Regions from separate parts of the Homo sapiens genome. Here all the other regions are linked to region 1. Evidence: chromatin loops called from intact Hi-C (ENCODE). Cell type or tissue: ascending aorta. All regions are shown on one strand.

Region 1 (2,500 bases):
AAAGAGAATTGCAGGCAGATGAGGTGGACTGTTTGCCCCTGATTCCACCTCACCTTCTCCCATTTGCTTCATCTTTGCTCTAAATGTGGTCTTCTGGTGTAGGAAGGGGAGTGAACCTCAGAGTCACTGGGAAGAACTCACGGGCTCTGCTGAATAAAGGCCTCCCCTGCCCTGGAAGGCATTAACCAGGAAGCAGGGAGCCTGTCTGTGCTCCAGCCTTGCGCTGCACTTGAGCAGGCCCCTCACTGGTTAACAGTGGTTGGCGGTGCCAAGGCCCTGCTCCTTTGGACCTGAACCTAAAGGAAGGCTTTCTGGGCATGGCTGGAAAGGAACTCCCCTTCCCACCTAGGAGAGGTTGCTGATGGAGCTGATCATAGAGGATCATTGGGCGTCCTTCCCACCATGGGAAAGTGAGGCCCCAGCCATCTGGGGCAGGGAGCAGAGACATGCTCCCATCTCAAGACTCACTAGTTCAGTGTGAGGCAGGAAAAGTCATCACTGCTTTGTGCTTAGAGGTCATTTGAAGGTTAGTCTTTCAAGAGTGTGGAGCTGCAAAGGGAGGCGGCCAGAGTTTGCATCCCACTAAGTGGCTCAAAAGTGAGTCACTATGCCCCAAACTTGTGACCTCGCCATCCTGATCAGCCCAGGAGACTGTATAGACTGCGGATTCCTGCGGAAGCTTGCTGTGTTCTTCATGCCTCTGGTTTTGAAGGAACATTTGGTGATGTTTTTTGAGGGCCTGCTACTTGACAGGCACCATTAGGGGCCCGACGTGCATGATCTCATTTAGTTCTGACAGCCCAGTGAGTCTCTTAACAGATGAGGAAACTGAGGCTCACGGACGTTCTTGCCCCGTACCATGTCCACTCAGCAGGGTATGGTGGAGTGCGTGTTGGTGCCCAGGACTAGCTGGCCCCTTGGCTACTTCTGTTATTTTCAGGCTATCCTGAGGACACCCATCACTCCACTGAGAAGCCACAGGTGGCTTGGGGAACCAAATACTGAATTTTATAGAGTGGAGTTCTCCCTATGATTTCATTTGACAAAAGGATTCCTTTATTTTTAAAAAATTAAAATTCCCTACTCTCCTTTGTGTTACTTTGAGTCCACACCTACTCTAGGGTCACCTGCCCCTCACCTAACCCGGGTAAGTGGCCATGAAGTGAGCACATTGCAGTTCAGAGTGAGGTTCTAGGCTGAGAACAGGTGGAGTCCCTAGAATGGGTTCTGACAGGGCTACCGTGCACCAGGAGCTGGGATGGAGCGCTGCCCATGGTAGTATGGATTTGGTGGGAACGTAAGGAGACCTGCTGTCATCAGGGGATGAGGATGGCTTCCAGGTAGCCCCTCCCACAGGTACACCCGTGCCAGGAGGAAACATGATATCGCCCTCTAGTGAGCATAAGGTAGCACTGCAAGGGCGTGTAAGTGCAGATGCACTTGTGGAACTGCTTGGAGGACCTTCCTGAATGTGCAGCCGATGCATCCTTCTGTGATGTGCACACCCTCCCAGGAGCCCCCTGCATCCCACAGTCAGAAGGCTCACAGTGGCCCAGGTTTTAGTTTTCAATGTCTCAGCTCCCTGTTGTCCTGCTCCCATTTTTCCTGACCCAGTGGGGATGCCAGGTTCCTTCTCCTGCCTTAGGGAAAGTGAATGTCCTCCCCTCTGTGTCTGTCTGTCCAGATGTCTCTGCTGCTGCCCTCGGGGCCTGCAGTGGAGCTGAGGAGCTTTATGATGTTTCCTTTGCTTACCACAGTACTTACCCAGCCATTCATCACCCAGACTTGAACATGTCCAGTGACAAGTGAGGAGGCTTGTAAAAATATTTTCTGTTCTTGCAGATGATGTTAACATGTACCTAATGTGCATTTGTCTTATGACTCAGTCCTGAGCCCTGCTTCCCTTTGGAGCTGTCATTGGAAACACTTGCCAAAGTGTCTAAAGTCTGCAGGGTAACTCAAAAGGCCTTTCTCTGTGCCCAGGGCAGGCTTGGTGCCTGCAGGGAACAGGAACAGTGCAGAGTCAGTGTGGGGCCATTTATCGGATTATCCAGCCTGCTCTGAGACCCCAGACAGGTCTCCCGTCTCTTGGCCTTGGGTTCTCCATCTATAAATTGACAAGTTTGGACTAGAAGAGTGTTTTTTCAGGCTGGTTTCTATGAAGCCCAAAAGTTCCCCAGTCTACTCAGTTGAGGACCAGAGATGAAGAGCAAATGTTTGAAAACCATGGTGCCAGATAATCTCTGAGGACATGTTCAGCTCCAGGAGTTCTAGCCTCTGTGATTCTGCAGCCCTGAGCATGTCCTCATCCAGGCTGTAGAGTGGAGACAGAAGCAGTAGCTGTCACAGAAGCAGTAGCTGTGAGGGTTTGGTTCAGCCTCATGTGAGGTCTGGCTTGGGAAATGCAGCCCAGTTTCCACAGGGAAAGACCTCAGAGGGAGAAACTTCTCAAAATTGCACAAATGGTTCTAATGTGGAGCAGCCTTCTTCTGCTCCAAAT
Region 2 (2,500 bases), 190 kb before region 1:
TCTGCATGCCTGTTTTTTTCCATCATGGACTGGGAGGTGACTTGTAAGCATTCTTCATTGTGGAAATAAATTCACGACGTGCAACTGAATGAAAAAAGTATATGCCTGCTGTGTGAGCAGAGAAGAACAACATTCTGGTTGAGTTATATGTCCCATTTTTCATTATGCTTGGGTGGAATAGATATGCCCCTGGAATTCCTGGTTATGATTAGTATCATGAATGTATTTGGCTGACCAGATTTTGCCCTGATCAAGTGCAGAATCTATATATTTTGTTATCTTGAGTTTGATTTTAATCACTAGGCATGGACCCCAGGACATTTTATTTCTTTTTCCTACTTTGTAAAAGGTTTAGTTCTAGAAGTTTCATGCAGTCATTCAGTGACTTGAATGAATTCTTGACTCCCACTTGCCCTCGGACTGAGTTAGGCAACCCCTTTTGTGATCCACAGGTCCGTAAACCAATCATCACGATAGCTTCTTGCTTTGTCCTTCCTTCTGCTTTATGCTCTGTTTCATCCCCAAGACCTGGAACCCCTTGAAGGCATACACCATATATCCATTGCTGTATCCCTAACACCTGGGAAAGTACCTGAAACAGAAGAAATGTCAAAAGAAAAATAAAAGTTGGAAGGATGGGATGAGATAGGGTGATTGGAGAAAAAAACATGCAACGTTGTGGTTATTTTAGGATTCCGAAGAGAAATGTGGCCAAATAACTTTGAGCCCAGTCATATCCCTGGTTCCTGTACATCCAGAATTCATTATTCAAGATGACAAAGATTCTCTGAAACAAAATTTAATAAGCTTGAGAATGTTTAAGTTGGAATTAAAACCTCCAAGCTGGTCTGTGAGTGAGCCTGGTTTCCGTGTTCTATCTCGTAGCCATGCACGTGGGTGAGAAGCTCCTTGAGTCCTTGTTCAACAAGGTTCATATGAAGAGCTCTTTGAGCCTTAAGGAAACAGAGTAGATGTTGCCAAGAGTGACTGAGTCACCACTCCAGACAGTGAGAACTGTGTGTTTACTGGGCTGCTTCCAGTCAGCCTGGTGAAGTTGACGGGGCACACAGGCCAATGCCTGTAGGGCACAGGGCCCTGGCTCAGAGTGGGAATATGGCAGAGGTCAGCTTGGGCAGGGCCGTGGGAGCCACGTATGAAACTATGGCACTGGAAGGACAGTTCTCCCTTTCTCCATAGAGTTGGGTTAGAGACCTGGTCCCATCTTGCTTATGAAAGAGAATAACGCCACCAAAATTTGGTGTAGCTACACCTTGCTTTAAGAAAGCCCAATATTAGTAGAGAAGAATAAGAATTAATCTCAGGATTTTGCAGTTTGCAGTGTGCTTTCACATCATTGCCCTTTTGCTGCTCATGAGGGAGGAAGAAAGCTTTAGTCACCATCTCCATTTAATAAAGTCCATTGATTAAGAAGAGCATGGGGCCAGACACGGTGGCTCACGCCTGTAATCCCAGGACTTTGGGAGGCCAAGACAGGAGGATTACTCGAGCCCAGGGGTTCGAGACCAGCCTGGACAACATAATGAGACCCCCATCTCTACAAAAAATAAAAAAATTAGCCGGGCATGGTAGCATGTACCTGTGGTCCTAGTTACATGGGAGGCTGAGGCAAGAGGATTGCTTGAGCCCTGGAGGTGAGGCTGTAGTGAGCCATGTTTGCACCACTGCACTCCATCCTGGGCAACAGAGCAAGACCCTGTCTCAAAAAATAAGAAGAGCATGGACTTTATTGTTCAAATTCTTACTCTACCACTTATTAGCCATGACTTGGGCAAGTTGCTAATGTCTCTGAGCTGCAGTAAATCCACTGTATAAGATACTTGCATGAATTAATGAAATAATTAAATAAACCTGTTAAATTATTATTTATTTATTTGAGACAGAGTCTCCCTCTTCACCCAGACTGGACTGCAGTGGCTCAATCTCAGCTCACTGCAACCTCTGCCTCCCAGGTTCAAGCGATTCCCCTGCCTCAGCCTCCCGAGTAGCTGGGATTACAGGCGTGTGCCACCACGCCCAGCTAATTTTTTGTATTTTTAGTCAGGACGGGGTTTCACCATGTTAGCCAGGATGGTCTTGATCTCCTGACCTCGTGACCTACCCACCTTGGCCTCCCAAAGGGCTGGGATTACAGGCATGAGTCACCGAGCCCGGCTAAATGAAATTATTTAAAGCACTTAGTACAGTGCCTGGTACAGAGGTGGCATTCAAAAAGTACTAGTTATTAGTATTAGTTTTATTTTTACTTATGAATAAACTGGAGCTTAGCTAGACTCAAGATTACCAAGCCTTTAAGTTGGACTTGAACCCATTCACAAAGTTCGATGATTGCATAATTCTAAGGGTAGTCTGAATATCACAGAACAGAATAAGATGATTATCTTGGCATTCTTTCCACTTCATTATAATTATCTGATTTTTAAAGGTGTCTTAGCCTTACAAAAAATTGTTAGGATTCCTCTAAATGGGTGCTTCATTTGCA
Region 3 (2,500 bases), 350 kb before region 1:
TTACATATAGAAATGGTCCAGCGGCAGCAGGCTGGACAAGATAACTGCACAGCCTAGTGGTGGCTGGCTGGGCAGGAAAATCACAACTGCTTTCAAAAAGACTGTAGTTTCTACATCACTTAACAGCCTCCCCTTAATGACCTCCACGTGGCAACTTTCATTTAACCTAGAGCTCAGAGCCTCAATCTCCTGTACAGCTCTTGTTCTATGGGACGGGATGGGGGCTCAGATGTTCCTCATGGGCAAGGAATGAATCTGTGGGTTGGTTACGTCTGGATTCCCTGGCTCAGAACGCACATTCAGGTGTTTCTGCCAGACAAGGTCATTCTAAGGGTATGCTTAAATTATTGCTATAAGGGGCACTTACCCTACACCCACCCTAATCCAGGATAAACTCATTTTAACTAATTAAATCTGTAAAGATCATAGTTTCAAATTAGGTCATATTCTGAGGTTCCAGGAGGACATGAATTTTTGGCAAGACATTATTCAGACCAGTACAGGACCAGTTCATGAAGAGTCTAGAAGGTATTACCAAGAAATTTGGACTGCGCGCAAGGGGCAGTCATGAAGGGTGACTGAGGGAAAGAATAACCAGAGTCAACCTGAAACCCCCAGGAATCTGATTGGCTCCGTGTTCTTTCTTTCTCACCCAGCTCCCTATGCCTTGTTGCTTTATTAAGGAATTAAACAGGGTGGGCGTCCATCAGCAGATGAGTGTTTTTTGAGAGTGGCAGCCTTTTCTTCTTTTTGGAAACTTTGCATTTGCCTCTGTTGTGCCTTGGACTAATCAGTATGCCGCGTGAAACTATTTAAAGCCTGATGCATTAGTCACAACAAATCTGCTCCTGCTGGGAGTTAAAAAGGCTGATCAGGGCGCCAGTTTCTTTTTGGTGAGCACAGTTTGTTTTTCCCGTTACTTCATTTGCATCCAGCCCCTTGGATTTCTCGGACTTCACGCACAGAGCCCCTTTCCTGAATTGCCCCTGGTACAGAGAGAGCTGCCAAGGCCTGGTCAGGCCACCTTTGAAAACCTTTCTGAGGACAGAGGCTGAGACAAGGCCAGGGACCAAAACAGGAGGGGCTGCTGGGCTGGACTGAGCTGGGCTGGGCTGGGCTGATCCACGGGGAAGACCCTGATGCCCAGAGAACACACTGTGCCAGCTGGAAACTGTTGATAAAGCCTGTGGTGACCACTTCAGCGCCCTGCTCTGACCTTTTCCCATCTAATGTGGGGCTATTTTAATGTTGTTTTGAAGCTGAGAGAGCACCAGAACCTTGGGCCTGCTCTCCTGGTGGAAACCACAGGCTTCATCTGCCTTTGTGGTGTTGCCAAACCCTTGACTGTCCTATAAGGGAGCGGGCTTGAGAGTAACACAGTTGGCCTCAACGCGTGTGTGGAGGCCTAGGGCTCCTGTTTATTTTTAGCAGGAGTACTCAAGCAGCATGGCAGAGTTTCTCCATACTGCCTCATAAGGTGTCCTCAGATTCTGGGGCTGCAGGTTGCACAAGAGAGCAACCCTGGGGTGGTGACAAGAAGAGAGTTTGAATTTCTGAATTAAAGGCTTTTGCTCCTCTGCCTCGGGTTAACTGTGTGACCTTAGGCAAGTTGCTTGACCTCTCTGAACACCAGTTTTATCAGCTATAAAGTAGAGTGGGTAATTCCTCTTTATCGTAAGATTCAGCAGCATGAACTAAGAGGATTTCTGGGAAAGTGCTTCATAGGCTGCATGGTGTGTGATGGGAAGGTATAAGGGACATGAATAGCCCTGTATCTGGTGCACAGTAACAGCTTACACTTATTGAGGGTATGGTATGTGCTATACATTGTTCTGGGTACTTTTCATGGATTGTCCTATTTAATCTGCACAAAAGCCCTAAGAGATACTGTTATAATCTCTATTTTACAGATGAGGAAACTGTGGCTTAGAGAATTTATTTGCTGAAGATCAAACAGCTAATTAATTGCCAAAGCCAAATTCAGACTCTGCAGCCTGCAGTCTTACCCCCAGTCTCTTGGTGCTGCCTCTCTCAGTGTCATCATTATCATTACCATCATCATTGCCCAGTTATTGGAACCTGGTCTTCGACAAACCCCAAAAATATTATACATTGTCTCTAATCCTCACAGCAGCATCATAATATTAACTCATTGTAATATTTACATTGTGGTGTAAATATTATCCCCTCCACTTCATAGATGAGGAATGTTGAGAATAAAGGGTTTTGTTCACTCCGTTTATTGAGCACCTACATCTCTATTTGAGGCACTGGGACACAAGAATGAACAAAACAGGAGGGTCCTGCCCTCATAGAAAGTATATTTTAGTGTGAAGGAACCAGGTGATGTAATACCTAAGCACAGTAATTTCAAGTAATACTAAAGGCAGTGAAGAAAATAATGTAATGTGACAAGTGATGGGTCAGGGAAGGCCTCTCTGAGGAGGGACTGTGTGAGATGAGGCTTGAGTGGTAAAAAAGAGCCGCATAAAATGTATGG

Evidence for each region. Hi-C counts contacts between places; a loop is a spot of excess contacts. Peaks named below come from ENCODE experiments on the same cell type or tissue, not always from the same donor. Only the 100,000 strongest peaks of a DNase experiment are listed, where the experiment ranks them.
Region 2: a loop joins it to region 1, with 2.5 times the contacts of the local background. A loop is called at or near these places in 13 of 110 quality-filtered maps.
Region 3: a loop joins it to region 1, with 2.2 times the contacts of the local background. A loop is called at or near these places in 3 of 110 quality-filtered maps.

Annotation. Positions count from the first base shown.
Region 1 is chr11:20,109,674-20,112,173 of GRCh38, forward strand. All of the region lies in intron 36 of NAV2 (neuron navigator 2), which reads left to right. Among named protein-coding and RNA genes, the nearest start is that of DBX1, 50 kb to the right of the region's middle. RefSeq lists an enhancer at 1,900-2,500. In ascending aorta, a CTCF peak has its summit at 1,401 (motif pointing left); DNase peaks (open chromatin) are centred at 1,375 and 1,927; H3K27ac peaks cover 2,500 bases.
Region 2 is chr11:19,918,413-19,920,912 of GRCh38, forward strand. All of the region lies in intron 6 of NAV2 (neuron navigator 2), which reads left to right. Among named protein-coding and RNA genes, the nearest start is that of NAV2-AS3, 62 kb to the right of the region's middle. In ascending aorta, no CTCF peak of the experiment used is centred here; a DNase peak (open chromatin) is centred at 1,049; H3K27ac peaks cover 2,500 bases.
Region 3 is chr11:19,755,909-19,758,408 of GRCh38, forward strand. All of the region lies in intron 1 of NAV2 (neuron navigator 2), which reads left to right. Among named protein-coding and RNA genes, the nearest start is that of MIR4694, 2.9 kb to the right of the region's middle. RefSeq lists an enhancer at 1,107-1,659. In ascending aorta, no CTCF peak of the experiment used is centred here; a DNase peak (open chromatin) is centred at 1,083; H3K4me3 peaks cover 957 bases; H3K27ac peaks cover 2,417 bases.